2 separate regions of the Homo sapiens genome follow, and region 2 is linked to region 1. Evidence: read pairs that join two places in POLR2A ChIA-PET (ENCODE). Cell type or tissue: IMR-90. All regions are shown on one strand. Each heading gives the region's core, and the rest is flanking DNA. Links, peaks and the distances in the headings are about the cores only.

Region 1 (16,447 bases), core at 2,920-10,919:
ATTCTGTGAGATGCCCATGGAAGAGCCAGCCCCATTGCTCTGATCTCTCAAAGCCTGATGTGCTTGACCTTTGAGCTGGGGAGCCCCGTGCAGCAGTGCCTGTGCCTGGGAGCAGCACATGTGGGACACTGGGCTTAGAATGGAAAACAGGAGGAAAAGATGACGCTCTTAGGAGCAACCATTTGCCTTGGGATAGATACATCAAAAAGAAGCAATTACAGCCAGTTAGAGTCTACCAAGGGCAGAAAGATATGACCATTAGTGAAGAGAAACTGTTTAATTTCCTGTTACCTCTACCACCATAAGAGGGATGCTACAGAAAAATAGAAACATATGAACTCTCTACAGATATCATTGGCATACTAGTAAGAGCATCCAGCAATAATAAGCCCCCAAAATATCAGTTGTTCATGGAAACTATAAAATCATGAGAGAATCTCTGGATTGGCAAGAGTAGAGTATCATTAGATTATTGATGTTATTGTTATCCTTAAAGACTGTGTAAGTCAGTTCCTTCTCTAATGCAGGAATTGCCATAACAATATTCCCACCAAGAGATAACATAGTCAAAGAGACCCCATAATGTAGTTTCCCAAAGTGCAGTACATATCGCCTGGTATTGCAAGTATTTTAGAAAATACAGGGATCAAACCTTTTACATTTTTTCTAGCTTTTTTTACTGTACATATTAGAAAAAACACAACGAGTACATTAAACTCATGATTTCACATCAATTATTGTTTAGGATTAGGGTAATTTTTTTAACTGGAAAAAAATAAATTGACTTAAAAATATGTAATATTATTATATTAAATAATATATATAATAATATTGTAATATATTAATAATATTATAATATTAAATATTATGTAGCATTTAGATGGTGCATGGCTTTGGTGAAGGTAGTGAACACTAAAATGACTAAACTGGGGGAAACATTCGTGTTCTGGTTACAGACATTATGGGCTTTGGAAGTAGAGTGACTTGACTTTGAATCCTGGATCTGCTCTCCCATAATTTGGTGAGATTTAAGTCAGTTTCCCATCTATAAAATGAGGACAATGACACCAACCTCAAAGGATATTAGCAAAGATTCAATTAAATGAGATACCGTAGGTGAACGGCCCAGCATATGTGCTGAGTGACTATCATTATTATTATAACTGCCTAGATAGACTCCATGGATGAAATAAACCGAGTCCTATCAAGAAAAGAGAGTTTATGTAATTTAGAGAAGCACCACAATTAGACACTAAACTAGGGCAGTCAATCCTGCCTATCGTTGGCTTGTTATCCTGCCTCATCTCCAGGACTATCACAAACTTCCCTAGGGTTTACAGCCTGCTCACAGCTACCCTAGAGTTGGTCAGCTGGTGGACGCCATGGCTGTCACACAGAGATGATAAAGCCCTCCAGATGTAGGTGCTGATGCTCTGTAAAGTTGTCTTCCTGAACAGCACGTTTGTATTCCAAGCACACAGCTGACAGCTCTGCCCCATTGCTAAGCCAGAATGGGGGCAGCCTGCAACCTGACCACAATGGGAAACTTGAGATGTCTCAGTCATAGCTTCCTTGCCTTGCCTTGCCCTTCAAATACTGCAATCCTGTGGGGATTTCTTCAACGATCTTGTGCTGGCCGAGGACTGCGATGAATTGAAGCAGCCATTGCCTCCCCAAGAGAAAGCTTCTAAACGTCAAGCTCAGGATTGTCATCCAGCCACAAGGCTCAGCTGCAAGGCTGATGTCTCAGAGACGCAACAAAGGGCATTCAATGTCACCGGGCAGATTCAGGGGTCATACTTATTATCATTCTTTTTTCTCATGAACATCACATGTACTCAATAAAGAAAATGTAAAAGGTACAAAAAACGATTTAAAAAAATAAACTTTTCCAAATGCCAAAGCCCAACAAAAACTTACATTTTGATGTTTCCTTCCAGACTTTTCCTATTAAATGTTTTTTTACAGTTGCAATTGCACTATTTATACATTTAACATCATGTTAGGATTGCCTCATATCATTAGGTTTTCAAAATGTTTTTCGTAATGATGAGATCATTGTGTCTTATAATATATTAATACTATAATGTGCTTGACCAATCCCCTATTAATAAATGTTTAAATTTTCATGTTTATATTATGATAAATAATTCCGAAATAAATATCTTCGTGTATATATCTTTTTAACATGTCAAATTATTTCTAAGTGTGGAATTACTGGATTAAATCGTATCAATGTTTTGAGTTTCTTGATATATACCATTAAATTGCTTCCCAGTAAGATTATATTACTTTACAGTCCTACAACAATCTTATGAAATTGCCATCTCACCAAATTCTTGCCATAGATTTATCCTTTTAAAATTCTTTGCTAATTTAACAGAGAGAAAATGATGTCTGCATCATTTTTCTCTGCATTTCTCTATTGCTTTCCATTTTTTTACATGCCTTTTGCCATTTGTTTTTCCCTCTTCTGTGAACATTCTGATCATGCCCTTTGCCCCTTTATCTTTTGAGGGCTTTCTTTTTTTTTTTTTTTTGGGGGGGGCTAAGATCTATAATTAAAATCATTCTCACTTCACTTTCTCTCAAATCTATTGTAACTAATTTTTCTCCCACTGAAAGAACAATACATGGTATTGTCTTTTGTGTCGGGGTTAAAAATGGTTCCTTTGTCATTTTATTCCTTTGTGTAATTGGAATATAAAAACTTTTCTTTATGCAATGCAACCTGACACTTAAACTTGTTTAGGAAAATATATAATGGGTTATGCTTATTTTAAATTGCCTTGTGTTTATTACTGTTCGGGAATGTTTTACTTCATGAATTTTAATTTCATAGACTAGACAAATTTTGGTTTAAAGTACAAGATTACGGTTTTTATGGAGATATTAAAATAAGAACAGAAACATGGTCAGTTGATTTACTTTCAAAGATTATATCTCTGCATTAGCTTCCTCCATAAACAATGCCTGAGATGACCCAGAACAAAATACGTTAAACTTACCTTAGGTTTAATGAAACAGAAACTAACCACCACAATGTTTATGAAAGAAACATCTACATACAGGTGACCCAGATAAAACTCTCCTTCTCCAGGGAGGCTTCTTGAATCCCCCAGGCAGAATTCCTCTCTTTCCCCCCAGAATACCCACAACTTACTGTCTGTGCCCCAGTGATGTTAACCATTAAAATCTACCTCATGACCAGGTGCAGTGGCTCATCCCTGTAATCGCAGCACTTTGGGAGGCCGAGATGGGTGGATCGCCTAAGGTCAGGAGTTCGAGACCAGCCTGGCCAACATGGTGAAACTCCATCTCTGCTAAAAATGCAAAAATCAGCCAGGCATGGTGCCGCCCACCTGTAATCCCAGCTACTCTGGAGGCTGAGGCACGAGAATCGCCTGAACCCAGGAGGCGAAGGTCGTAGCGAACCATGATCGCGCCACTGCACTCCAGCCTGGGTGACAGAGCGAGACAATGTCTTAAAAAAAAAAAAAAAAACTACCTTAAACTGGCAATGTGCATAGCTGTCTCCCTCCATCAAGGTGATTCACTTCCTGAGGGCAGGAACAATGTTTTCCTCATCTGTGTATCCATATGTGACACCAATAGGGAGCTTTAGATGTAGTAGATGCTCAGTAAACAGAGGTTGAGGTGAACTTTGAGAATTTGAGAAGGGGCCTATGTGAAACAGTGAAACCACCATAGGCTGTGGAGCCAGGAGTCAGCTTGGAATCTGCCTCTGACACTTGGCAGCCATGAGACTCCAAGCCAGTTAATTTAGCCTCCTGAGCAGCTTTGTCTTCTAATATGGGAATAACAATGCCTATCAAGCAGGCCCTGAGGGTTGGCTACCCTAATACCCATTTCCAATCCATTTCATCCTTGCCTCCCTCAACTATAAAGAGTAGGAAGCTAAATCCCCAATTTCCCAGCTTCTCTTCCGCTGGGAAATTTATGGGCCATAGCTCTTGCCAATGAGACAAAAACAGAAACAGTTGAGGGGTTCTGGGAAGGCTTTGTTCACACACTCTAGGTAAAGTGAAATGTCAGCACAATGCCTAGAGGTACAGCACCCACTTTGCAACCATGAGGTCAAAACACGAAGACAATCATCAAACAGTGAAGGAAGATGGAGTGAAAGCTACAGTCTGGGGCCTGTAGGGGCATCACCGAGAATGAATTCGACAGCTGCCTCCCTCTGGCTTCTTCATATCTGGGAGAAATTACCCATATTTGTTTAAGCCACTGTGAGTGGGATATTTCTATAATTTATCCCAAATACATTGCTAAGTGGCACCTCTACGTTATAGGATTACTGTAAACACTATACGTAAGTAATTTATGTCAAGTGTTTAGCACAGAACCTAATGCATCATAAGCATTTGAAAGGAGGTAGCTTCTAACAGCACAAGACAGAGGGCGGCATTGTTGGTGGACAGCAAGGGGTTCTGGAGCATGGGGCGGGTGAGAATTTCAAACAAGACACTGGAGCTAGCAGCAGGGAATGGAAAAAGAAGGACTTTATAAGCCACATTAAGGACAGGAATATGTCCTGAGGGCAACAGAAGGGAGTGAGTTGAGGAGAGAGAATGAGACTGGATGTGCTTGATGATCTCATTCTCTGAGCTTCTGGAAATGAAATCCCCTTTAGCATCCATCCACACCCTACCCCCACCCCACAGGGCTAGAGACTTTGCAAGAACGCATGAGGTCTCATGTAAACTGTTCCCAACCCAGTCTTCTTTAAAAAATTGTTTTTCATTTCAGGCTTCTCTTAAGAGTCTACTCTGACCTTAATGTATCAGTATGCCACTGTCTAGCGCTCTAGGGCTGGGTGCACACCCCCAAAAACCACCCCCTCTGTGGCTGGGTCCTCAATATTGCTCCCAAGTGCTAAAGACCTGTCTCTACTTCTTCCGGGTATCTGCCTTCGGTGTCCTCATTAATCAACAGCCCAGAGCTTTCATAGACAGTGGCCTCTTGGGACCTTAGCTAACAAAATATGGGGCCAACTTGTCTTCTCCCCCTTCCAGATCTACTTTCTGAGTTTACATATCCCTAGAATAACGTTCCCATACGTGAAACGAAGGATGCTAATTCTCTGGGATATTAGCAAGTACCTCATAACACAAAATCAAATCATGGTCAAATGAGTTGGTAAAATATGAGGTCAAACAGAGTTAAACAGATTTTTTTCCTACATGACTTGTCAGAGCTTCTATAATATTGTTGCATATATGTGAATATATAGAGAGATATATATAGTGCAGCGTTTCCCATACTTGTTTGTCTGCAAGTCTCTCAGTCCAAGAATATCTCAGGGGCTAGTGCTCCATGGGACATATTTGGGGAAATCCTGTCTTAGAAAAGCAGACTTCTGAATTCCCGCCTATAGTGGGACACCCCTCCCCCACCCCTAAATATTCTCTCCACTCTACAGATTTTCCCACATTCCTAGTCACAGACGGGCCCTTATTTTTCTTCTCACACACACCCCCACCACCACCAGCCTCAAACCTAGATTCCAGCCCTACTGGTTTTTTGCCACTTCGTGAATAAGTCATGGTCCTCCCACCCCCAGGCCTTTGCACAAGTGATGCTCCCTACTTGGAAAGTCCTTCCACCTCTACTCCACCAGGGAAGCTCTTGTTCCCATTTCAAGACCTGACTTGAATAGCATACCCACTGTGAAATTCTCCCCAGTTATTCAGGGCCAAGTTAATTACTCCCACCTCTATAGTTCAAGAGAACTTCGCAATTACTCCTGCTGCAGCATTTATTACATTGGTTATACCACAGGCTCATCTTCCTTTCTGAGCAAGCTATTAATCCCCCAAGTAGTGTTTTTCCATTAGTCTGCTCCATGTAATCAGCAGATCATGAGTAAGCATAAGTTTTATGAATGAATGAACAAACAACTACATGGAAGTCCACAGGGACTTGCTTCTCTACATCTTTATCAAGGGTGTTATGGATTAAGGTCAGACTCATTACCACTGCAGATAACAAGGTCCTACTACAAGCCCAAGAAACAGGATCAGATGCCAAACTCCTGCAGCCCTCAATTACTTTGTTGTTTAAAGTGGAAAAAATAAATAAATTTATATTAATGGCTAACAAAGTAGAAGAAAGCAATTCTAGTTTTCATATTAAACTGTAACATCAATAGTCGATCAGTATTTCACTGATAAGGATTACCTTGTCTCTGGTCACTCTCTATAGTCTGTCTTCCAAAAAGGAATGGGTCTCCTGCAAATATCCATGGAAACCAGCCACTGCTAAGTATGCAAGGCATTCAATTCCAGTTAGTTGCAAGACTTGGCCCCCAGCCTCACCCACACCAATTACACCAGGGAAGGGACAAATGCTTCCCCAGCCATGAACACTGTGGTGGTGAATCATGCCATAAGCTCACTGTATCACACCAACCACAACCTCAAGGTTGGACCCCAGCCCCCTAATGCTGCCAAGAAAGGCACTAATGCTTCTGCAATCACAAACACTTGGCTGACAGGATAGGCATGGAGGCAAGATCCTGCCAGATCATTTTGCTATCAAATCCCAGCCCTTAGAGATGGATACAGTGGTTCATGCCTGTAATGCCAGTGTTTTGGGAGGCTGAGGCAGGAAGATTGCTTGAGGCCAGGAGTTCAAGAAGACCAGCCTGGGCAACACAGTAAGACCCAATCTCTACAAAAAAAGAAAAAATTAAATATTAGCTAGGCATGGTGGTATGCACCTATAGTCCCAGCTACTTGGGAAGATGAGGTGGGAGAATTTCTTAAACCCAGGAGGTCAAGGCTGCAGTGAGTTATGATTGTACCGCTGCACTCTAGCCTGGGCAACAGAGTGAGGCCCTCCCTGTCTCAAAAAAGTAAGAAGAAATAAAATAAAATCCCAGCCCCTGATCTTGCTAGAAGATGGGCTGCTGCTCCCAGAATCTAGTTCTCCCCGCAGAGATGGATTCCCAACCCTGCTAGATGGAAGCGTGCTGCCCTGGAATACTATGGGTAATAAGGGGCCAGACACCTGCTACGGCACCTGGCAATGATCTCTCTGGCCATTTGCCCTGACATAGCCAACAAAATGTGCCAACAATTTATTGTGTATTTGGTGAGGAGTAAAATTGGGTTTGTTTGGTTGGTTGTTCCCCTCTCTTCTTTGGTGAGAGAAGTGCCAGGTACACTAAGGAACTGGTAGCCAACAAAAGTGTGAAAGCTGGTGTAGGGGCAATACCACCCAAACAGCTACTGCCACCTTAAGAGCTGGGAACCGCATTCACCATCTCCACTTCACACTCAATTTATTCATGCTAGCATTCACTGTCATTCACAACCACCAGCACAGCACATCACAACAGAGCAGAGCTGGACTAGACTCTCCCCAAGAAACTCAGGAGCTCTCTGAGTGTATAACAGGGAAGGAGTTGCAGAAGGCCAATTGGACTTCTAGACTTTGTACTCCTACTGACAAATAGAGGAGCTGATCTTTTACGCTCTCAATCACTCTGGCAGTTAATTTGCACCTCAGACTATGAAGTTGGACTCTGAATGTCACATATTGAATCCCCAGGCAATATGATATTGTGGAGGGAATGAAGGTAGCAAAATAATAATAATAACAGTTATTTATTCAGCACCTACTATGTTCCAGGTCCTGTACTTAGCATTACTAAATGTTTTTTATTTTATCCCAAAATAGCACTTGGATATTTCTCTTCCATTCTGTGAATGGAGAAATTGAAGCTCAAAGAAGTTAAGTTACTAGCTCAAAGTAAAAACAGCAGTGAGTGACCGGGTGCAGTGGCTCACGTCTGTAATCCCACCACTTTGGGAGGCCAAGGTGGGCAGATCACGAGGTCAGGAGATCAAGACCATCCTGGCCAACTTGGTGAAACCCCGTATCTACTAAAAATACAAAAAAAATTAGCTGGGCATGGTGGCGCACACCTGTAGTCCCAGCTACTTGTGAGGCTGAGGCAGGAGAATTACTTGAACCCTGGTTGTGGAGGTTGCAGTGAGCTGAGATGGCGCCACTGCACTCCAGCCTGGGCGACACAGACAGACTCTGTCGCAAAAATAAATAAATAAATAAATAAATAAATAAATAAATAAATAAATAAATAAAACACAGCAGTGAGTTAAAACGCACACCTCTCTGAATCCAAAATTCTTGAGTCTCCCTAAAATTGTGACTGCTAGTATTAAAATAGTCACACTCAACTTACTAGAATATGAGTTTGGGGGAGTTTTGCCACAAAATTCAAATAACTAAATACCAGGGGCAAAGCCTGAACTTTATCACTTTCCAATTGACTTTTCACATGAGAGATTGTTGTACATCATTTCCATGCATTGGATTTACATGAATCTGTGAACCAAACTGCCTCCTTAAGCGTCTTTTTCAGGATGATAATTTAATCGATGTAATCTTTATCTTTTTCCTTGTTGAAATCCAAATGATAGTGCACATCTAAATATGAACAGCAGACGTTAAGGAAGGGAACCAGGAAGAGCAACAGCAAAGTCAACCAGAGATCTAAAAATGGGAAAAACTGGTCTTCACAAACATGTAAAATATGTAATTAGAAATGCACTAAAACTTCTACTCTGAGATAGAGAAAATATCTCCGCCGATGTTAATTTGGTTGATGACTCATATTGAAATAACATCTGTTTACAACTCAGTGTTCTTGTCCATGCTGTATTCTTTGCATCTTTCTTTAATTCAAGTCATTCTTAACACATCCTTCAACACATAAGGTATCACTTCCCAGGTTTCTAGGGTGGACTACTTCCATGTTTCTGTCACCACCATGACTGATGAGGTTTCTCGCCCTTCCTCTAACTGTGAGTTCCTTGAGGGCAGGGTCTTTGCTGTATCTTTCTTTCCCAGCATGCAACTAATACATAATGAAAAGCTGGATTACCCACATTGAATTTTTTTCATCTTTATAAATTAGTACTCAGACAAATGAAATTTAAAATTGGAACTCAAGATCATGAATGGTTCATATTAATGTTTTAATCTACAGAAGGCTGTGCAGTTGCAGGTAGCGATACCCAGCTACAAAACACCAGAAGGGCCTAACTCAAAACTGTGGAAATTACAGCCACTTACATGGAACCAACTACATCTTAAATTCCTGCCCAACAGAAAGTTGATTCTGTTACCTTTCTGTATGTCATGAAACAAAAATTTTTAAGTCCCAGAAATTTCTCAAATTATGTCAGTGGCTTAGTGTCATTCAGCACATGTGGAGCACACTCCCTCCTTAGTTATAAATGGTCCTAAATAATTCCAACCTCACCATTTTCTAAATGGTCTTCCTCTTTCCAGATTCTCCTGAAATGTGTTTTTAAGATCTGGGGCTTTCTCCTAGAGCTGTGTGACCTTAAGTAACCATTTAGCATCACTGACTCTCAGCTCTCTCTGTTTGAACATCTATAAACTCTGCTTTCATGTGAGAACACACAGAACTCAAGCGCATGCCAAGACAGAGGTTGGCAGGACTTGTGCTGGGCTGATCCAGGCAGTAGCAATCCGGGTTTGGAGATTCCAAATATGAGTCCTGTAGACCAGAGAATATTTCATTCTTGAATAACAAGTTAAGTCCTTACGGGGTGGTTGAAAATCTTATACATCAAATGTGAGCCAATCGTACAAGATCCAATTTCCTATGAAGAAAAATTGGTAGAGTGGTAAATATAAGGAAGATCAGATCCTATTCTAAATCTTACTTGAGTTGTGGAGAGCACTAACAACTGTGGGTAAACGTAGAAAGCAGAAGGGAGACCACGCACAAGGAAATTACTCCCAGAACCTTGGGGAGCAAGGAAATGTGCCAGGATCCTTTCCGAAGTCTTGTTTTGCTGAGTCAATATTAGCTACATCTGAGAATGTCCTAGAAGAGTTTTTTTCCCATTAGTTCCATTTATTTCCCCAACGTTACAGAAGAATGTCAAAACACAGGCAATTATTCCAAGGTCTGAAAGTCTCAAGTAACAGATCTTACTGCCACATCCATTCTCCTGAAACATGAATTTCATAATGCCATTCCCTTTTCCAGGACTTACGGTGTCTCCCTCCTACTCTCACATCAATCAATCAATCAGTTCATACTACTCAGCATCCTGTTCAGTGCATAGCCCTCTGCTACACACAGGAAAAACCAAGTCATTCATGTTTTTTACTCATTTAAAAAATGTTTATTGAGCACCTACTAAGTGACAGAAGCCATGCTGGGCACTGGAGGGAGAATAGATGGACAAGGCATGGCCCCTGCCCTAGAGAAACTCAAACTTTCCTGGGGTTGGCAAATGGGTAAACAACAATTACAACACACTGTGATAAGCTGACACTAAAAATATGTTCACAGAATCCTGCAAAGCCCTAGAGAAGGCATAGCAGAGAAGAAAACACATCAGCTGGGCTCTGAGGGATGAGCAGGCATTCACCAGAGGACAAAGCAGGAAAAGGGTACCTGAGAGGGAGGGAATAGTGATGTGCTGTGTTGACCTAAGTCAAACACGGGAAATAATGAGAGAATCGGGCTATTATTACACATCATTCGGTGATTAATTATGTGATAGGTGTTACATATAAGTTTTAGGATAGTAGAAATCAAGAAGTCAGAACCTGGGATAATAAGAGAAAACCTCAGTCTTTTTCCAAGTTATTTCACTGCTCTCCCCAGGTAGAATGGTGAGGGGCAAAACACACAGATCTGAGAGCGAGATCTGAGTCAGAATCATAGCGCCACTCAAAAGTAGGTCAAGTAGGTTGTAACGAAATTAATAATGCAGGAATTTGCACAGCCTCCCCCAACTCACTCATTGAAACAGCTTCTTCCTAGTCTTCTTTCCCCTTAAATCCAAGGAAAGTCTATCTCTTTGAGACCAGTGACTTCGGGCTTTGGAATGCAGAGTCATGATGGGGCCGGGAGATGAAAATAGAGGCCCACGAGCTAGGGCTGGGGCTGATGAGATGCTTGGAGCTCAAGCCAGTACAGGGCAAGAAAAGTGGGGGAGATCACAAAAAGTTGAGGATTCCTCTTTGAGGCATTCTGGAAACCCAAAGAAAAATTCAATTATTCTCAAACTCTTTTTTGGCTATAGATGAATGTGGTTTTGTTGTAGTTTACTTTGTTCTGTTTTGATTTTTAACCAAAACACTATCTGTGACTGTTATGATTGTACCACTGCACTCTAGCCTGGGCAACAGAGTGAGGCCCTCCCTGTCTCAAAAAAGTAAGAAGAAATAAAATAAAATCCCAGCCCCTGATCTTGCTAGAAGATGGGCTGCTGCTCCCAGAATCTAGTTCTCCCCACAGAGATGGATTCCCAACCCTGCTAGATGGAAGCGTGCTGCCCTGGAATACCATGGGTAATAAGGGGCCAGACACCTGCTACGGCACCTGGCAATGATCTCTCTGGCCATTTGCCCTGACATAGCCAACAAAATGTGCCAACAATTTATTGTGTATTTGGTGAGGAGGAAAATTGGGTTTGTTTTCACTGCAGCCTTGACCTCCTGGGTTTAAGAAATTCTCCCACCTCATCCTCCCAAGTAGCTGGGACTGTAGGTGCATACCACCATGCCTAGCTAATAGTGACTTTATAAGCACGCATCCCATTAGCAGAGTAATGACGGACGTTAATTCATCCTCTCCACTTTGCTTATCTGAAAAATGGGAACCTACGTATCAGAGAGGTTTCATGGAGATGAAAAGAAATAATTAATGTAGACTCCTAGTAATCAAGGAGGATACTTTCTTTTCCACTGCTACTCATGCCCTTTCATTCATTTATGTATTCAATGCATAATTTTAATCACCTGCTACTGGTACACCCTCTGCTAAATTCCTTTTTTGCCTATAGAAATCTTGCCCATCTTAAGCATTCATGTTTTTTTTCTGTCCAGCACCCTTTTCCCTCTTCTTAAGGAAATACCCCCGTCCTGGGATTGCCACAAGCTGGCCTATCATGGTTTTCCTCCTTGGCCCAATACCTGTTCCATGTGGTGGGTCCATCACCCCAGACAGGCCAACCAGAGTGATGTCTTAGGCTTTTTCAAACTGGAGCTGAGAGAATGACTTTTTTCCCTCTGGACTTAAGGCTTTAAAGATGTAAGCATAAGCAGCTAAGAGCCTTAATTCCAGCCACCAGCTTAGAAAATTCCGAGAGAATGAAGAAAACAGAAGACAAAAAAAAAAAGGAAGAAAGCTCCTGCTTCAGTCATGCCCTGCTCCAACCCCGGCCTCTCTAGGGCCTGATTATATGAGTCAATAAATGTAACCCTATTTGCTAAGTTAATTTGAGGTGGTTTTCTCTAGGTGCTAATCAAAGAGTTCCAGCTAACACAGTATCTTCCCAGACCTCATTGAATTCCCCATCTCCTTATTCTATAGGTCAGCCAGACATCCTTGGAGCATGATTGCCGACGCTATACAGCTTGCCTCTGACAATGTACGCTTACCATTGCTGCATAACTCTTCTTCCCAAACATCATGCTTCTTCATGCCACAGGCCTCATTACTAATCATGTAGTAGAAACTCAATAAGTGTGTTGAGATAAAACAAACACCAACTTAAATTATAAAAGCTAGAAAGAGTCTTAGAGAATCGGTTTAAAATTCTCTGCAAACTCAGAAACATGTAGCGATTTTGTTTTCTTTCTCTAACAACATTCCCTGGGAGGAAAGCAGAAAGATAGCCACATAAATGTGTACTGCAATTCTTCTGAGTTATCACAAAACAGCACAATATCAAAACAGTTCACGGATAAAAGTGTATGTGTATAAATGCACCCAGCCATATCTTATTATAAGGGAGTATCACACTCAGGATTCCTGACTCTGAATGTGATTAATTATCTCCAGAGACAAAAAAGCGTAACACATAATTTAAATTTTATGTGAATTTAGCAATAGACATTAAATCTTTAAGAAGCACGCATACCTTGTAACCCAGCAATTCTGTTTCTGGCAATTTGCCCTAAGACAAGAATTTGGAAATGTTTAGAGATTTAGCCATATTAGTTTTTATTCAAACATTGTGAAAAATTGCAAGAGACTGAAAAATACCAAGTAATCCATTCATAGGGAATTAGAGAAATTAATGACCTATTCATACAATGGGATTCTATTTGAAAAAAAAATCACATTAGAGAATAATACTTGCACTATTTTTAAGTGAAAAAAATTAGGTTGCAAAATGACGTATATATAGAGTGGTCCAATGGTCCAATTTTAAGTGAAAAGAATTAGGTTGCAAAATGACGTATATATAGAATGGTATGTGTATACTTAAATGTACATAGGTATACACACGAGTGAACTGGAAGAACAGACATCATAATGTTAATAGTGTGTATCTCTGGGTTGTAGCATTATACATGAGTTTCACTTTCTCTTTTTTGCTTATTTTTATTTTGGGAGTTCTCCACCATAAACATATATTTATGTAATTCGAAAGAAACAAGAACGAATATTTTGTAAACATACAGGAAAGTGTTCTAAGAAAACATCTAATCCAAATTCCTCATGTTGCAGAGGAGGAAACTGAGGCCCAGGCAGTGCTATAGCTTGCCCGAGGTCCCACAGTTAGCAAATGACAAAATTAGCACCCTACGCCCAGGGCAGGGTTCTTTCCACCAGACCATTCAATCCCCACCATGGGTATTGTGTTTTAAAAGTCCAGCTAGCTGGGCACGGTGTCTCACGCCTGTAATCCCAGCACTTTGGGAGGCTGAGGAAGGTGGATCACCTGAGGTCAAGAGTTTGAGACCAGCCTGGCCAACATGGTGAAACCCCATCTCTACTAAAAATACAAAAAATTAGCTGGACATGGTGGAGGGCACCTGTAATCCCAAATAGCTGGGCTGAGGCAGGAGAATTGCTTGAACCTGGGAGTCGGAGGTTGCAGTGAGCTGAGATTGCATCATTGCACTCCAGCCTGGGCAACAAGAGCAAACCTCCGTCTCGAAAAAAAAAGTCCAGCTAACTTCATTTAACTCTGCATTTGGAAAGGATCATTTTAAAACAGCACATTCATATACGAGAATGATAGCAAACAGAAAAACACCCTTGAATTTCATCTCATGCTTGGGTTTCGGTGCTTTACAAAAATAGTGTTGGCATTACCTCCTGGCATTGTATTATAGGATGGGATTTATTATGAAACTGGGACCAAATTTTTCAGTTTGGAACAATTAATAAGCATAACATAGGTTTAGAATTAGTGAAGTCATATTTTTGCAGCTGCTGTAGAATTCTTCCACAGCTTAATTTGCTACCTTTGTGATTTTAACAAATGAAAAGATGTATGTTCATTTATAATAATTGGCTATATGCTTCCACTAGATTACAAAAATTTGATGATTTTCAGGAATCATAACAAACCATGACCTATAAATTCAATTTCCAATGGTAAAAATCCCCTGACCAGAGTGGATGCTGATGACGAACTAATAATGTGTTCTGTAACAATCTGTTTTGAGCACTCAATTGACCTGTAAGTGTTCCAGATACTGCCTGATGAAAATGGGTTTTATTATTTTCCATTAGCAGCTGCTACAGCAAAGTGAACGGCCAGTCCACAAGGGAAATAAAAGTGTTTCCCTCTTCTCAGTCGCCTCTGCTGCAAACGTAAACAAAACTACCTTCTTCCTTCCCCTCCTCCCACCTCTGAAATCTCTACATTCAAGGACCACGACTGGCGAATCCTGCCTGAGTATGTGGCATCTAATTAAAACACAATGGGGCATCTACTATGTGTTCAGCATTTTGCTGAAGTGGTGCAAGGGTGAACGGAGACCTCGCACAGGGAAGCAAATCACTGGAAAAAGTGGTTCCTGCATTCAAAAATGTCATTAGACTTGCCAATTGGTTCTTTTCATTAAAATAACAATAATAGTTTCTTTTACCGTTGTAGTGGTCTGCTTTATTCTTCTTGTTTCTTGCATTTATAAAAAGTTATTCAGTGCTGTTTTTTCTTCTACACAAGTCTTCTTTCCACTTTTGGCATTTGCATCCTGTAAAATTATGCTCTTTTTGGCAAATATATACATGCATAAGGGAGGGGGGCGTCCACAACCATTTAAAGAAATTATTTCTCCAAGGATTTTTTCCATTTCCTCCCAGAGAGACAGAGAAAAATCTCACCAAGGTGTCATACAAAAACAAACAAAAAAACCCTCCATATACTCCTCCTCTTCTGGTATTTTTCTTCCTGCCTGCTAAATGAAGGCTTGACCCAATGTTCCTTTCCCTGCCCTCTCCTCTCTCACTGCTGTCTACTGTCTCCCTGGATGATCTCATCTAATTCCACAGCTTCAACACTCACATAGTACATGTGATTCCTAAATCCCTCTCTCATCACAATCTCTTTTCCCAGCTCCTAGTCTGCATTCTCAGCTGTCTGCCAATCCTCTCCACCCAGACGAATCCAGGATACCCCAAGCCGAGAAGTCCAAAGCCAAAATCTGTGTGTTCACCTGTGTTTCCCTGTTTCTGTTCAAGGTACCATTATCTTCCCAGTCTAGATCAGACAGGCAGACATCTTTACCTCTCTCTTCTCTCATGCCCTTTACTCAAACCCATCAATTCTCTCTGCTCTTCATTGATATCTTTCCCTTTCTTTCCATCTTCTCTCCCACTGTCCTAGTTAAAGCCTATTATACTCATTTGGACTTTTACCACAACCTCCTAACTTTCCTACTTTAAGTCTTTGTCTACTCTAATTCATTTTATACATTACTGACAGATTAGCACAAATGCTAAAGTGTAGTTCTGACCATGCCTTCCCACCACTCGCAAGCTGTCCACATCCACTGCTTACTTACAAAAGAAAGTACAAACTTAGAGAAGGCCTTCCATGGTTTGGTTGCTACTGACTTTGTTAGCCTTACTGCCCACTATGCATTGGAACATTCCCATATTCCAACTAAGCAGGAGTGTTCACAATAAACAACATAGGCTCTTTATTCTCCTTCTTTCACTAATTTTCTTTCACGTTATTCCCTCACCCTGAACGCCCTTCTTCCTTCGTAGTGACATTTTAAAATCCACTTTACACATTCGGACCAGCTCAGATATCATTTGATGCCTGTGACAGCTTCTCTGTTACTTGTACACTTTTTGAACTTTCATACTGTACCAGTGAATTAATTCTGACTTCAAGTGATACTACTCACTTCACATAAAGTAGAAGGACCTGACACTGGTACATCTACCTCCATTTCTTCCTTCCCAACCTTTGTCCTATTTTGTCATGCATTTGACCAAATACACATTATAAATCCCACAATACATGATTATTAATTTCGCTGTAACCATTTCGATCATCTGTTAAAGACACCAAAATAAGAAAAAAACAAGTCTTTACATTTACTCACAGTCTTAGTTTTGCGTGGCTATAACAGAATACCTGAGATTGAGTAG
Region 2 (16,447 bases), core at 4,296-12,295, 68 kb after region 1:
TTACTTGAACCATGCTGGGGGCCCTGCCAATGAGAGAAGAACTTTGGAGCACTGAGTTTCCATTGATGATGCCAGTAAAAGTTTGAATCTGAGACTTCTATTAGCATGACCCACACATTCTTGAATCCATCCTTCCAGAGTGCAACATCCTATAAGACATGATCATATACACATAAAAGCAGCCTATGTTTTTGCATTGGTTTGCCCCACTGATATGCAGTGTGTCGCTCCAAATCATAATTAAGCTTTTAGGTACAAAGTTTATCCTATGTCTACAAGTTATTAAGTGATTTCACTTTCAAGGGCCCCCTTAATGTTCCCAAAGCTACCCCTGTTCAAGTCATTCAACTTTTTTATTGATTCAGTAACACAGACATAGCACAGCCAGGTTGATTGGTCTGTTCCAAGTGGTCAGCAGAGGAAAGGGATGCACATGAAAAAGGTAAATTTGGATCAGGGGAATCTTATGAGAAGAGGTCTGGTCAGAGCCTGACTCAGGTTGTGGAAGCAAATCCACTCTAAATTCTGTGCTCAGGGGTCCCCCATTTGGATACTGATTGACAGGCTGATGTGCACTTCACCCCATGCCTAGACAGTGATCTGGAGCTCAAAGATACATGGTCACTCCAACACTCCTTCTAAATGATGATACCTGCCATGGAAAATTTCCTATGCTACATTGGAAATATCCATAAAAGACCTTCATGTTTCTGAATCAATCAACCAACAAACATTTAAGCATCAACATCCATGAGTTCATTATTGTGTTAAGTTTGTGGGTGAAACACCCTCCCCACCCCACACACAAACTAAGACATGATTGATGCCCTCAAATAACTCACTATTTAGTTGAGAATATAAGCTTATTACAAATTACAGCATCCTTATAATCAAAGCATTTCGTATTAGCAATAAAAGTTCAAAGAAGGAATAGGACACTGAGAGTGGGGTTTGTTAGAGTAGAGATAGAACTTGAGTTGAACCTGAAGAGTAGGTAAAACGTAATTATGAGCAGAAAATGGCAGCACTTATTCCATTTTGGGGAGAAGAGGAGGTAAATTGTAGACTCAGCTAGCCATAGTAGTTTTGAGCTAATACCAGAGTTCTCACATCTCTCTGGTTGACTTAAGAGACAGTGTCAGATACTCCAGGGAAGGAAGAACAATCCTTCAAAGACCACATAACTTAAACAGTTTTGCAGAATCAATTTCAGGTTTTACTTTCCTTGTTTACCCAGTTGGACTTCATTTGATTCTTTTCCCTTCCAGGTGGGTCTTACTTTCCCAGTTATATTTTGAGCTATAATAATGAAAACACATTTATTGGAGTTGGTTTAAAAAAATGTTCAAAATATGTTTGCTACATCTTTTTTAATGGAATGTATTATCCTTCCAGATAGCTGTGCTGCAAGTACTGATTATGACTCGCTGTACTGGGATGAGGGTACATCTTCCAATTATAAAATTAATGTAACGTAGCTCCATTTCCCCAAGTCTACTTCTGGCTACCTGGGAGACCTTCATTTGTCTTGGAGATGGTGATGGAATTACCTAAGGAATGGGGGGATACAGCTTATCCTTGGGTATGGGGGCAGGAAGATAATTGATTCAAAGCAAGTAGACAGTCTCAAAGCAGCCAGTGATGTTCCTGAAGCCACTAGAACTAGATGGAGCCTACATTCTCCTGTCAAGCTAAGGGCTTTAGAAACACCAGGGAGAGGGAAGCAGCACATTTCGTTTCTTTGTAATAAATCTCCCATCTTATTGTCTAAGACAGTTTGCTCTCCTGAGGACACAGGGCCTGCTTCCTAGCCTTTTCCAATCGAGCTCTTCCTTGCCTACCACCCATTTCCATTAAAATGGTTTACTGGGATTCGAAAGAGGCAAGCTGCCACATCAAGCTTTTTATTTTCTCTGAACTCCCTCCCTCCCCTCCAATCTCATTTAGACCTTTTTCCTTTTCTCTCCCTTCCCCACCTTCCCATCCTTGTCTTCTTCAGTCATCCATTATTACCCATGGGATCTCTTTCTATAGGTCTTCAGAGAGAAACGATTCCTGGATTAGATTTTGAAGCAAAGCATTAGGAGACTTTAACTCAATCTCAATTACTATTTGACACTATGCTTTATGAGTGAAAAATGCAATAAAATAGTGATTTCTAAATTTAACTAGCATTGTGTAATGCAATTATTTATTACAGAAGGCTATTGTTTATCTATCGCCTGAGCTGTTGGTTAGCGTGAAAAAGACAGTGTACAGGAAGCCCTAGAGATCGATCATTATCTAAAGTGGTTAATCAAATATCTAGTTTGTTTCCATGATTTTTCCTCCAATAACCATGTGACCTATCACACAATGTACCAGTGGACTATAATTCAAATCCTTATATCAAAACTAGAACACAACCTAGCAGGAAATGCAAAGAGGTGACTTTTTCATTCTATTGTTGGAAATGCTAAAAAAGACAATTAAGGCAGAGTGAACTATATTTTTCTCCCGCTCACCCATCCTCACTTTGCTCCCTCCCCTAATAACCATAAGCTGAAACCACTTAAGGATTACAATTATCTGTCATCATTATTGCCCGTATTATGACTAGGCTGCTACCCATTGCAAATGACACTTCTGAAAATGAAAGATGCTCTTCTGAGAGATTTTTGTGTGTTTGTTTTTAGCTTTATAGGCTCCTTCAGGCACAATGGGGGAGGATGTTGGGGGGAGATGGAAATTCAGTCAGGAAAACAATTAACTAGCACAGCTTCACTGCACAGTAACATCAAATCATACAGCAATTAGAACTCTGCAAAACCCCTGGTTTGGTTTCATGCACATTTAAGGATGAAAACTGATACGTACACTGAGCTGATGCTAGACTGCAAATGAAAAAATCAAAGAGGTAAATATTGTAAAATTTCATTCTCTGCCTAATCACATCTCTGGAATGGTGATTTGAGCTAAGAGTATTTTCCGTCTGTGCACAAGGAAATTCACCTCTCTCCTCTAGCCTTAGAAAATTGCTAGAGAACTGTCCACCATTCCTTTTCTTCTACATTGAATATAAAACATTAATTCTTGCCAAAAAATAGATTGTACTTGTTGAAAATAAAGGGGTTAATTAACCCATTGTCCCCACAGATTACCAAAGCCTTGATTGTTAAATCCAGAAAATAAATAATTGTAGCTTCAAAAAAAAAAAAGCAAGATGAAGATGCTTTTAAAAGTGGGAAAGATCCACCAATTCTTGTATTGTTGAGCTTTACCATGCAAAAGAAATTTACCTTTATCTTATAAACATGCCAGTATACATTACATGACCTGCAAAATATTCATTTTCTCTTAACTTTTTTTTTTTTTTGTAATTGAGTGCTTTTCTCTTGGATAGTTTTTGGTATAATAGAATAGGACTCAATTTGTAAGACTGAATGCATTCCCCAGTACAAAGCAATCCACAAAGACTCATTTTTTCCTGCCTGCCTCTAAAGGTTTTTCTATCATTTGACCATGGGTTTAAAAAAGAAACAAAGTGTAAGACATCTGCTTCCCTTATTTTCTAAAATAAATTCTTTATTTTGCAATAATTATAGATTTACAGAAAAGCTGCAAAGGTAGCACAGAAAGTTCTCATATACCCCCTCATCCAGTTTTCCCATTTTTTTATACCTTACATTACTATAGTACAGTTGTCAAAACTAAGAAATTGGCTGGGAGTGGCGGCTCATGCCTGTAATCCCAGCACTTTGGGATGCCAAGGCAGGTGTATCACCCGAGGTCAGGAGCTCGAGACCAGCCTGTCCAACATGGAGAAACCCCATCTCTATTAAAAATACAAAAAAATTAGCCATGTGTGGTGGCGGGTGCCTGTAATCCCAGCTATTCAGGAGGCTGAGGCAGGAGAATCACTTGAACTCAGGAGGCGGAGGTTGCAGTGAACTGAGATCGCGCCACTGCACTCCATCCTGGGTGACAGAGCCAGACTCCGTGTCAAAAAAAGAGAAAAAAGAAAAAAAAAAAAAACTAAGAAACTGACATTGATAGATTCCCATTAACTACACTCCAGACTTTATTTGGATTCCACTAGTCTTTACATAATGATCCTCTTTCTATTCCAGGATCCAACCTATGGACATGCCATTGAGTTCCATGTGTCCCCTGGTCTGTGGCAGTTTCTCAGCCTTTCCTTGTTTGTCATGACTTTTACTGTCTTGAGTACTGGTAAGGTGTTCTGTAGAATGTCCTCCAATCTGCAACTGGCTGTTGTTTTTCTTATGAATAGAATAGGGTTATGGGTATTTAGAAAGAGTCACAGAGGGAAGTGCCCTTCTCATCACTTTTTTTTTTCTTTTTTGAGACAGAGTCTTGCTCTGTCACCAGGCTGGAGTGCAGCAGCACAACCTCAACTCACTGCAACCTCTGCCTCCTGGGTTCAAGCAATGCTTCTGCCTCAGCCTCCCCAGTAGCTAGAATTACAGGCATGCACCACCACACCCAGCTAATTTTTTGTATTTTTAGTAGAGACGGGGTTTCACCATGTTGGCCAGGATGGTCTCCATTTCTTCACCTCGTGATCCTCCCACCTCAGCCTCCCAAAGTGCTGGGATTACAGGCATGTGCTACCACGCCCAGCCCTCATCACTTCTTATCAAGAGGTATGTAATATCCATATGATGTCACTGGTGACATTAATCTTCATCTTTGGTTAAAGTAGTGTTTGCCAAGTTTCTTACTGTAAGTTTACTATTTTTCCCTTTCTTTTATTTATTCTTTGGAAGAGAGTCACTCAGTCTAGCCCACATTTAAGAGGGGTGAGGGTCAAGACCATCCTGGAAAAGAAAGTATTTATACATATTCTTTGGAAGGGTGAATATCTAGGAATCATACTGTGAGAAAGACTTGTCTCTTCTTCCCAGTTTATTTACTCAATCAGTTGCTTCCCTTAATTTTAAAATAAGACAGATCATTAAAATGATGAACATCTTACCTATACAAAGCAATAAGAAAATATATTAGGGGTTTTAATTTTCAATTAAAGAAATATTTTTGTTTCTAAAGCCTTTTCAATAAACTGAGTTATATTCATTAAAATATGCCAAGGGGAAATGTACACATGAGGTCATACACCCATTTGCCCCCCCACACCAAGGCTTAGTGTGAATTACACAAACTAGGCTTATTTATCCCAAGCAGTTTATGAAGACAAGGAGCCGTCTGAATTTCTGGCTGAAGCATTTTGGTTCCCTAACAAATATTCCAATCACCTTTCAACCTTACCCAGCCGAATAATTATCTCAACAGAAAACTGAGGAAGTAGGTATTCAAGCCCTCATTGGAAGGCCCCATTTGGCATGCTGTGACACTCTGAAAACAGCATGTGGGCCATCGTCTGTGGCAATGACCTTCATTTCAATGACTCTCTGTCTTCCACTATTCATTAATTCACCACTCTTACCTTCAACAGATATTTATAAAACACCTACTGTATACCAAATGCTGTGCTTGGCTTTGGACCACAGAATGGAAGAAAAGATCATAGTAACAAATAAGGCCTTTAGAGAATAGCAGGTTCCATGTGAGACACTTGGATGGGCGCAAAGGGGGCACAAAGAAACAAGCGCTCACTCTATCTGAGAGGGGAAAGAACGAACGGCTGGATAAAGATGCTTCCTAAACTGTGTCTCAAAAGCTATTTCTTTCAAATAGCTGGAAGAAATGATACTACCCTGAATGCATCCAAACTCATCAAACAGGAAGAGATCATTTGAATGTTCCCAACACAAAGAAATGATCAATATTTGAGGTGATAAATGCTAATTACCCTGCTTTCATCATTACACATATTGTATACATGTATCAAAATACTACACCATACCTCAGAAATATGCAGAATTATTATGTCAATTAAAATGTAACAATGAAATTAAACTTTAACTTTTTTAAAAAACAGCTATTTACCAGGCATAATGCTCGAGTGGATAAAGGTAAAGAATGTGAGTAGAGAATGATCCGCAGAACAAATGAGAACCCTGAGCAAAGTCAATCAGAACTGAGAGTTGATGACATGAGATCACACACCTTCTGTGGTCAGATGATTAGGGACCAACTATTTCTAAGGGAACCCTTGGAAGAGTCATGTCCCCTGGAAGTGTCCCTGATTTGCTCGTTCCTTTTGGTGGTTTGTAGAAGAACAGAATAAAACAGAGTAATTTACCAGATTATGCATGAAAAATACTTTGAAATTATTTATTCTATGAATGTGCTAAAAGATTAGAGCTGAAATCTCGCCCAATGTAGAAGAGAAGGCAACAGAATAAAAAAACATATTTAACCAACAGGTATCAATCTTCTGTCATCTCCAAGCATTGTGCTAGGTACCCTACAAAAATTCTCTCATTTTCTGAGAGAATGCTTACTATTTTCACTATTTTATAGATGAGGAAACTCAGTCTTAAAGGTCAACATAGCAGGTTACACAGCTGGTAAAGCAGGAAAAGCAGGATCTGAATCCAGTTCTATCTTATTCAAAGACTCTTCCCATAATAGCATTCTGTCTTTCTATGGATGATGAATTTAAAAGAATAACAGTATATACTATGTTCTTAAATAACAACAAAAGTTCTTCATATAGCCTGGACTGGTGTCACCAAGCTGAGAGACCCATGATACGTACAAGGCCATTGCAGTACATGGCAACTCCAAGTATCTTTGACTGTTTATGGGTGATAGAATTTAGGGGGAAAATAATGTGAAGCTCTGGAGCTCTAAGATTAAGTCTGGACAGAGTCACTACACTTTAGCTCACCTCTGAGTCAAACACCTAATATCCCAGGGGTAGTGATACAGAAAAGAAGAGCCAGGGACATAACTTGCAAAGAAAAAATTCAGTGAGAATGAGAGGTGGAGGCCATGCTGCAACAGGCTGAGCGTCAAACAGTGCGAGAATCAAGACTAAAATTTTTATCAGATAACAAGTCAAGGTAAATAAGATTTAGGCTCAGACCCCAGAAAGCAAGGCTGGTAGGAACAAGGGAAGAACTGCCCCCCAAACCACAGATAACCTGAGGGGCTAACAGAGCCTGCTCCCTTTTTTTGAGTGTCAGTGCCTTATATAAAAACAGAAATCCAACAGCAACATTAGCTACTCTGAAACAAAGAATTAAGAGATAAAAAAACAAGTAAGTCAAAGAAGAACTATAAATATTCATATGTGGCCAGGTGGTGTGGCCGGCAGTGGCTCACACCTGTAATCCCAGCACTTTGGGAGGCCAAGGAGGGTGGATCGCCTAAGGTTGGGAGTTTGAGACTAGCCTGATCAACAGGAGAAACCTGGTCTCTACTAAAAATACAAAATTAGCCGGGCTTGGATGCACATGCCTGTATTCCCAGCTACTCAGGAGGCTGAGGCAGGAGAATCGCTTGAATCCGGGAGGCGGAGGTTTCGGCGAGCCGAGATCGCACCATTGCACTCCAGCCTGGGCAACAAGAGCAAAACTCCATCTCAAAAAAAAAAAAAAAAAAAAAAAAAGTCATATGTGTGGCCAGGCATGGTGGTTCGTGCCTGTTATCCCAGCACTTTGGGAGGCCAAAGTGGGCGGATCACCTGAGGTCACAAGTTTGAGACCAGCCTGGCCAACATGGAGAAACCCCGTCTCTACTAAAAACATGAAAATTAGCTGGGTGTGGTGGTGGATGCCTGTAATCCCAGCTACTTGGGAGGCTGAGGAAAGATAATCTCTTGAACCTGGAAGGCAGAGGTTGCAGTGAGCTGAGATCACTCCATTGCACTCCAGCGTGGGTGACGAGAGTGAAATTCTGTCTCAAGAAATAATAATAGTAATAATAATAAATATTCATATGTGAATATAAATAACATTTTTAATGTGAAAAAGAAATTTTTAAGTAAAGATAGCTACTACAAGAACATGCTTTCTTTTCCTGCCTTAGTTTGTAACCAACTGAGAGCTCAACCCTGGAGTCAGTGAGAAAATGAACATTATCACTGATAAAGCAGGTATTAGAGATTATAGCTTCAGCAATACTCTTAAGTTATTAAGTCAGCAATGGCCGTGGACCTGCTAATACTGTACTTCAAAAGTTGACTTTCTTGATTACAGGCAGTACTCAACTTCCAGGCCTTTACCTTGGGGGAAGAGGTGTGCCCTATAAAATGTAAGGATCAGAGGATATGTGCTATTTTCAGGAAGGGGGCAGATTCGAGAAGGGTTAAAGGGTCTGTTTCTGTTCCCAAAGTCACCACTCAGGTAAGTGGGTGGTCCAGTGAGAGTCCAGGGGTGTCACTAGAGCAGAGGTCCCCCAACATGGAAAATATGAAGACTAGAATATAAATGTTTTTACAATACTAAGCACATCACCAAGGCATAATCTATTTTAAAAAAAGAAATACGTGTCTAGATAAAAAATGTAAATGTCTACCTGTGAAGAAAAAATATATATACAGTTGATTCTCATTATTCACATTAGTCATGTGTGAACACTGAATTGGTGATATTGAACCATTGCTCCCAGGAAAATAGAGGGCTGGGTTCCTGCAAGCCTCAGATCCCAACTTTTTTTTTTTTTTTTTTTTGAGACGGAGTCTCACTCTGTCGCCTAGGCTGGAGTGCAGTGGTGCAATCTTGGCTCACTGCAAGCTCTGCCTCCTGGGTTCACTCCATTCTCCTGCCTCAGCCTCCCGAGTAGCTGGGACTACAGGCGCCCACCACCACACCTGACTAATTTTTTGTATTTTTAATAGAGACGGGGTTTCACCGTGTTAGCCAGGATGATCTCGATCTCCTGACCTCGTGATCGGCCCACCTCGGCCTCCCAAAGTGCTGGGATTACAAGTGTGAGCCACCATACCCGGCCGGATCCCAACATTTTAATCAACCAATTGATACTTAACTTTGTTTTATGTGTGCTTCTGTCTAAAGACACCTTATTTATTACATGTTGTTGATTCACTAACATTTAACTAATGACCAACAGCACAATAATGCATGCCTGAATGAAGCTTATCTAACACAAGGCTCATCACAGCCTTCTCGAGCTTGGGAACACAAGACATCGCTTCAGCACTATGCTTAGGGGCTATTTGAAACAATGAAAGCACCAACAAAAAGCACAAACGTGGAAAATGTGGCACTAAACAGACGAGGAAAAAAAGCCCCATGTTTCCCATATGACAGATTAAACAGGAAGGTAAAGCAACCTTGTTCTGCTTCATCTGGGAACACGCATGTCAAGCAACACACATTTTTTACAGCTCTGTGCATGTCCACACATAACCAAAAAGTGCAACAAATATTGATATAGAGTTAGAAATAAATTTTGGTGAGTAAATTCGCAAATACAGAATTCATAAATAATGAGGATCAACTGCACACACACAAATATACATAAATATTTCAAAGGCAAATGATAAAATAAGAAAAATTCCTTCACATAAGTCAGATAAAAGATTAATTCATTATGACGTAAGAAGATATTGTAATTGAAAAGAAAAGACGAATATCCCATGCTATGGGTTAGATACGGTTTGTTTGGCCCCGCCAAGTCTTATGTTGAAATGTGATCCCCAGTGTTGGAGGTGGGGCCTCATGGGAAATGCTTGGGTCACAGGAACAGATCCCTCATGAACGTCCTGGTGCTGTCCTCACGGAAATGAACTCTCACTCTCTTAGTTCCATCCAGAACTGGTTTGTAAAAAGAGCCTGACACCTCCCTCCCCTCTCTCCTGCTTCTGCTCTCCCCTGTGACCTCTGCACACTCTAGCTCCCCTTTCCCTTCGGCCATGAGTGGAAGCAGCCTGAGGCCCTTGCCAGAAGCAAATACTGGTGCCATGCTTTTTGTACAGCCCGCAGAACCTGAGCCAAATAAACCTCTTTTCTTTATGAATTACCCAGCCTCGGGTATTCCTTTATAGCAACACAAACAAAGACATCCCAGTAGAAAAAAAAAAAAAAAAGGCCAAAGGACTTATTCATGCAATTCATGCTTAAAGAAATACACATGCTTTCCAGAGAAAGAAAACTCTTTGCAACTTGTAAATGACACAACCTCCCTTTCTTCATATAAGCTCGTGCACTGAGGGTAGGAGCATAGCCAGGTATGACTATTCCAGAAAGCTATATGGCAAAGCTTTAGAAAAAATCATCTCATTTAACCAGTAATTCCAATTTTAATAGTAATCCTAAGGACATAATTTAGGGATATGTGCAAAGATATACAATATGTCCATTGATATTCTTTTGCATTTTTTTATAATAGTGAAGGGAGATGTAGGGAAACCTTGTATTTCTAAAAACAAAATAATTTGGGAGGCCAAGGCAGGCAGATCACCTGAGGTCAGGAGAAGTTCAAGATCAGCCTGGCCAACATGGTGCAACTTCGCCTCTACTAAAAATACAAAAATTAGCCAGACGCGGTGGTGCGTGCCTGTAGCCCCAGCTACTTGGGAGGCTAAGACAGGAGAATCACTTGAATCCGGGAGGTGGAGGTTGCAGTGAGCCAAGACCATGCCACTGCACTCTAGCCTGGGTGACAGAGAGAGACTCCGTCTCAAAAAATAAATAAATACATGCATACATACACTAGTTAAATAAATTACGATGTATTCCCAGAAATGAAATACCATACCTTTAAAATGATGTTAAATTATGCCTTGATATGATACAATATGCATACTTTTCTGTATGTAATTTAATTAATTTAAAAATACATATTATCATGGAGAATTGTTCACAATATCTTTATAAGTGGAAAAAAGTATAAAACAATATTCGTGGCATCAGCCCATTGTTGTGGGTCCACAAATATATTCACCAAAATGTTAAAAGTTACTGTCTTTTAGGGGAAGAAATACTGGCATTTCTTAAAAACTCTTGTCTTTATTTTCTAATTATTTCTACAATTACCATGTATAGCTTTCAAAACAAAAAACATTTCAACAAGAATGTCATATATCTGCAATGATCTTAACACTCTTGATTTTAAAAGAAAAGCTGATCCTTTCCTCAGTGCTTGCAAGATACGTAAGCAATTTTTACTGTCTCAAAGAATCAGTTGAGCTAAATAGATTAATTGGTTTGATAAGGAAAATGACCTTTTATGACTGGTTTATGAGAAATCGTGGCTCTCTTTGTATTTGCCTTTCCTGCCTTCAGACATATGCCCTGTTCCCTTTGATTTTAGCTGTGGAATCTCAGGCTGTAGGCTGAGCTTCACACACATGGGATAACACGTGTGTATGATTACATGATAAGTGGGATTTTCCTGCTCTATGTGCAGAGCGTAATACAATCTAGCAGTTCATTGTGCTATGGGGCTTTTGTCATTTTGCAGTGTGCTGTTGGCAGCTCTTCACTACAAGGTTTTCGGTTTTGAAGGTGGGGTAATAAAAGATGTAGTCTTCTGCTCTCACCATATGGAGCTATTCTACAGAGTGTATGCCCTGCCATTTCACTAACTATTAATAAAGCCATGCTGCATTTTCCTCCATGCTGTTAGAGCCTCTTTAAAAGAGGGTGTCAGGCCGGGCGCGGTGGCTCACACCTGTAATCCCAGGATTTTGGGAGGCCAAGGCGAGCAGATCACGAGGTCAGGAGTTCGAGACCAGCCTGACCACATGGTGAAACCCCGTTTCTACTAAAAATACAAGAATTAGCTGGGTGTGGTGGTGCGCGCCTGTAGTTCCAGCTACTCAGGAGGCTGAGGCAGGAGAATCGCTTGAACCCGGGAGGCAGAGGTTGCAGTGAGCCGAGATTGTGTCATTGCACTCTAACCTGGGTGACAGAGCGAGACTCCATCTCAAAAAATAATAATAAAATAAATAAAAGATGGTGTCTAGGTTTTTATGCAAGTATTCTGAGTTCCAAAGCTTCTCCTGTGCATCAACCTTGCTGGGCATAATCTATACCTTAATTTTAAAATCTAGAGTAATCTATTTTTTATGTCAGTGTAATTAGCCCTCCATATCCACTGGTTTTGTGTCCACAGATTTAACCAACTATAGATGGAAAATACTTGAAAAAAATAAAAAATAAGAATATAACAAAAAATACATACTTTAGAAACAATACAGTATAACAATTACTTGCATAGCATTTACATTGTATTAGATATTATACCTAACCTAGAGATTATTTAATGTCTGTGAGAGTGTGAGCATAGGTTATATCAAATACTACATCATTTTATGTAAACATTCTCGGAGTTTAGTATGGTTTGGGGGGGCTCTGAAACCAATCCTCCCCCATACTAAGGGACAACTGTATATCCTTTTAGGATATGGCTTCAGATGATCTATATAACAATGGATAATGCTTCATCAACAAAAATTTATTGAGCAGGTCTTGTGATCACTACATACTGTGAGCTAGGCATTAGGGACAGCCTTGTCATCTTTGCCCTGGAGGAACATCTTATTCAAAGGGGAGCTCACGATCTTCCTGGGTTAGTGTCTTCTCCATGCAGGCACTCTATCTTCCATGTTTACCTTCCAGGCTGCATATTTCTTTCTGTTGAGACACTGAGAACTTACCTCTGAGTTTTCAGGGTTAAGGTTTATCAGAATAAATACACTCAGATCTGCCTGGCTGTCACATGCAAGTAGCACTTGGGCATTTTTCTAGACTCTCTTGAGTCCAAACTCTCACGCTCTAAGGACATTTCAGACCCTGGGTGTGCTCTCCTCCTCAAGATGCCTAAAAACGTGCTGGATGCTGAGTGTATTCATTATCACCACACAGAAAGAGGCTGAGAAATTTTCTCTCCAACCAAATACTAGCAGGTGGCGTGTATACCCAGATCTGGAAGAGTTAGTATTTTTATAATTCATTTGGTGGCTGGGAGATGGCTACAATGTGATATGTTGTTGAAAAAAAATGTATAACAGGGCGCAGTGACTCACGCCTGTAATCCCAACACTTTGGGAGCCCGAGGCAGGCGGATCACCTGAGGTCAGGAGTTCAAGACCAGCCTGGCCAATATAGTGAAACCCTGTATCTACTGAAAATACAAAAAAATTAGCCTGGCGTGGTGGCGCACACCTGTAATCCCAGCTACTCAGGAGGCTGAGGCAAGAGAATTCCTTGAACCCGGGAGATGGAGGTTGCAGTGAGTCGAGATTGCGCCACTGCACTCCAGCCTGGATGACAGAGCAAGACTCTGTCTCAATAAAAAGGAAGGAAGGAAGGAAGGAAGGGAGGGAAGGAGGGAGGGAAGGAAAGAAGTGGGGAGGGGAATGAGGGGAGGGGAGGGAGGGAGGGAGGGAAATGTATAGAGAAGGAGCAGTATTGAAAAAGAAAAAAAGCCCAGCGTGAGCGACGCAGAAGACGGGTGATTTCTGCATTTCCATCTGAGGTACCGGGTTCATCTCACTAGGGAGTACCAGACAGTGGGCGCAGGCCAGTGGGTGCGCGCACCGTGCGCGAGCCGAAGCAGGGCGAGGCATTGCCTCACCTGGGAAGCGCAAGGGGTCAGGGAGTTCCCTTTCCGAGTCAAAGAAAGGGGTGAGGGACGCACCTGGAAAATCGGGTCACTCCCACCCGAATATTGCGCTTTTCAGACCGGCTTAAAAAACAGCGCACCACGAGACTATATGCCACACCTGGCTCGGAGGGTCCTACACCCACGGAGTCTCGCTGATTGCTAGCACAGCAGTCTGAGATCAAACTGCAAGGCGGCAGCGAGGCTGGAGGAGGGGCGCCCGCCATTGCCCAGGCTTGCTTAGGTAAACAAAGCAGCCAGGAAGCTCCAACTGGGTGGAGCCCACCACAGCTCAAGGAGGCCTGCCTGCCTCTGTAGGCTCCACCTCTGGGGGCAGGGCACAGACAAACAAAAAGACAGCAGTAACCTCTGCAGACTTAAATGTCCCTGTCTGACAGCTTTGAAGAGAGCAGTGGTTCTCCCAGCACGCAGCTGGAGATCTGAGAACGGGCAGACTGCCTCAAGTGGGTCCCTGACACCTGACCCCCGAGCAGCCTAACTGGGAGGCACCCCCCAGCAGGGGCACTCTGACACCTCACACGGCAGGGTATTCCAACAGACCTGCAGCTGAGGGTCCTGTCTGTTAGAAGGAAAACTAACAAACAGAAAGGACATCCACACCGAAAACCCATCTGTACATCACCATCATCAAAGACCAAAAGTAGATAAAACCACAAAGATGGGGAAAAAACAGAACAGAAAAACTGGAAACTCTAAAATACAGAGCGCCTCTCCTCCTCCAAAGGAACGCAGTTCCTCACCAGCAACGGAACAAAGCTGGATGGAGAATGACTTTGACGAGCTGAGAGAAGAAGGCTTCAGACGATCAAATTACTCTGAGCTACGGGAGGACATTCAAACCAAAGGCAAAGAAGTTGAAAACTTTGAAAAAAATTTAGAAGAATGTATAACTAGAATAACCAATACAGAGAAGTGCTTAAAGGAGCTGATGGAGCTGAAAACCAAGGCTCGAGAACTACGTGAAGAATGCAGAAGCCTCAGGAGCCGATGCGATCAACTGGAAGAAAGGGTATCAGCAATGGAAGATGAAATGAATGAAATGAAGCGAGAAGGGAAGTTTAGAGAAAAAGAATAAAAAGAAATGAGCAAAGCCTCCAAGAAATATGGGACTATGTGAAAAAGACCAAATCTACGTCTGATTGGTGTACCTGAAAGTGATGCGGAGAATGGAACCAAGTTGGAAAACACTCTGCAGGATATTATCCAGGAGAACTTCCCCAATCTAGCAAGGCAGGCCAACGTTCAGATTCCGGAAATACAGAGAACGCCACAAAGATACTCCTCGAGAAGAGCAACTCCAAGACACATAATTGTCAGATTCACCAAAGTTGAAATGAAGGAAAAAATGTTAAGGGCAGCCAGAGAGAAAGGTCGGGTTACCCTCAAAGGGAAGCCCATCAGACTAACAGCGGATCTCTCGGCAGAAACCCTACAAGCCAGAAGAGAGTGGGGGCCAATATTCAACATTCTTAAAGAAAAGAATTTTCAACCCAGAATTTCATATCCACCCAAAATAAGCTTCGTAAGTGAAGGAGAAATCAAATACTTTACAGACAAGCAAATGCTGAGAGATTTTGTCACCACCAGGCCTGCCCTAAAAGAGCTCCTGAAGGAAGCGCTAAACATGGAAAGGAACAACCGGTACCAGCCGCTGCAAAATCATGCCAAAATGTAAAGACCATCGAGACTAGGAAGAAACTGCATCAACTAACGAGCAAAATCACCAGCTAACATCATAATGACAGGATCAAATTCACACATAACAATATTAACTTTAAGTGTAAATGGACTAAATGCTCCAGTTAAAAGACACAGACTGGCAAATTGGATAAAGAGTCAAGACCCATCAGTGTGCTGTATTCAGGAAACCCATCTCACGTACAGAGACACACATAGGCTCAAAATAAAAGGATGGAGGAAGATCTACCAAGCAAATGGAAAACAAAAAAAGGCAGGGGTTGCAATCCTAGTCTCTGATAAAACAGACTTTAAACCAACAAAGATCAAAAGAGACAAAGAAGGCCATTACATAATGGTAAAGGGATCAATTCAACAAGAGGAGCTAACTATCCTAAATATATATGCACCCAATACAGGAGCACCCAGATTCATAAAGCAAGTCCTGAGTGACCTACAAAGAGACTTAGACTCCCACACATTAATAATGGGAGACTTTAACACCCCACTGTCAACATTAGACAGATCAACGAGACAGAAAGTCAACAAGGATACCCAGGAATTGAACTCAGCTCTGCACCAAGTGGACCTAATAGACATCTACAGAACTCTCCACCCCAAATCAACAGAATATACATTTTTTTCAGCACCACACCACACCTATTCCAAAATTGACCACATAGTTGGAAGTAAAGCTCTCCTCAGCAAATGTAAAAGAACAGAAATTATAACAAACTATCTCTCAGACCACAGTGCAATCAAACTAGAACTCAGGATTAAGAATCTCACTCAAAGCCGCTCAACTACATGGAAACTGAACAACCTGCTCCTGAATGACTACTGGGTACATAACGAAATGAAGGCAGAAATAAAGATGTTCTTTGAAACCAACGAGAACAAAGACACAACATACCAGAATCTCTGGGACGCATTCAAAGCAGTGTGTAGAGGGAAATTTATAGCACTAAATGCCCACAAGAGAAAGCAGGAAAGATCCAAAATTGACACCCTAACATCACAATTAAAAGAACTAGAGAAGCAAGAGCAAACACATTCAAAAGCTAGCAGAAGGCAAGAAATAACTAAAATCAGAGCAGAACTGATGGAAATAGAGACACAAAAAACCCTTCAAAAAATCAATGAATCCAGGAGCTGGTTTTTTGAAAGGATCAACAAAATTGATAGACCGCTAGCAAGACTAATAAAGAAAAAAAGAGAGAAGAATCAAATAGACACAATAAAAAATGATAAAGGGGATATCACCACC

What was found. ChIA-PET counts read pairs that join two places held together with the same protein. Peaks named below come from ENCODE experiments on the same cell type or tissue, not always from the same donor. Only the 100,000 strongest peaks of a DNase experiment are listed, where the experiment ranks them.
Region 2: POLR2A ChIA-PET joins it to region 1 with 12 read pairs; 4 of 35 experiments call an interaction of 5 or more read pairs at or near these places.

What each region holds. Positions count from the first base shown.
Region 1 is chr3:177,458,481-177,474,927 of GRCh38, reverse strand. The region is part of intron 1 of LINC00578 (long intergenic non-protein coding RNA 578); the gene reads right to left. Among named protein-coding and RNA genes, the nearest start is that of LINC00578, 25 kb to the right of the region's middle. In IMR-90, for the core only: no CTCF peak of the experiment used is centred there; DNase peaks (open chromatin) are centred at 6,397 and 10,917; H3K27ac peaks cover 730 bases.
Region 2 is chr3:177,391,611-177,408,057 of GRCh38, reverse strand. No RefSeq gene overlaps it. Among named protein-coding and RNA genes, the nearest start is that of LINC00578, 42 kb to the left of the region's middle. In IMR-90, for the core only: no CTCF peak of the experiment used is centred there; no DNase peak of the experiment used is centred there.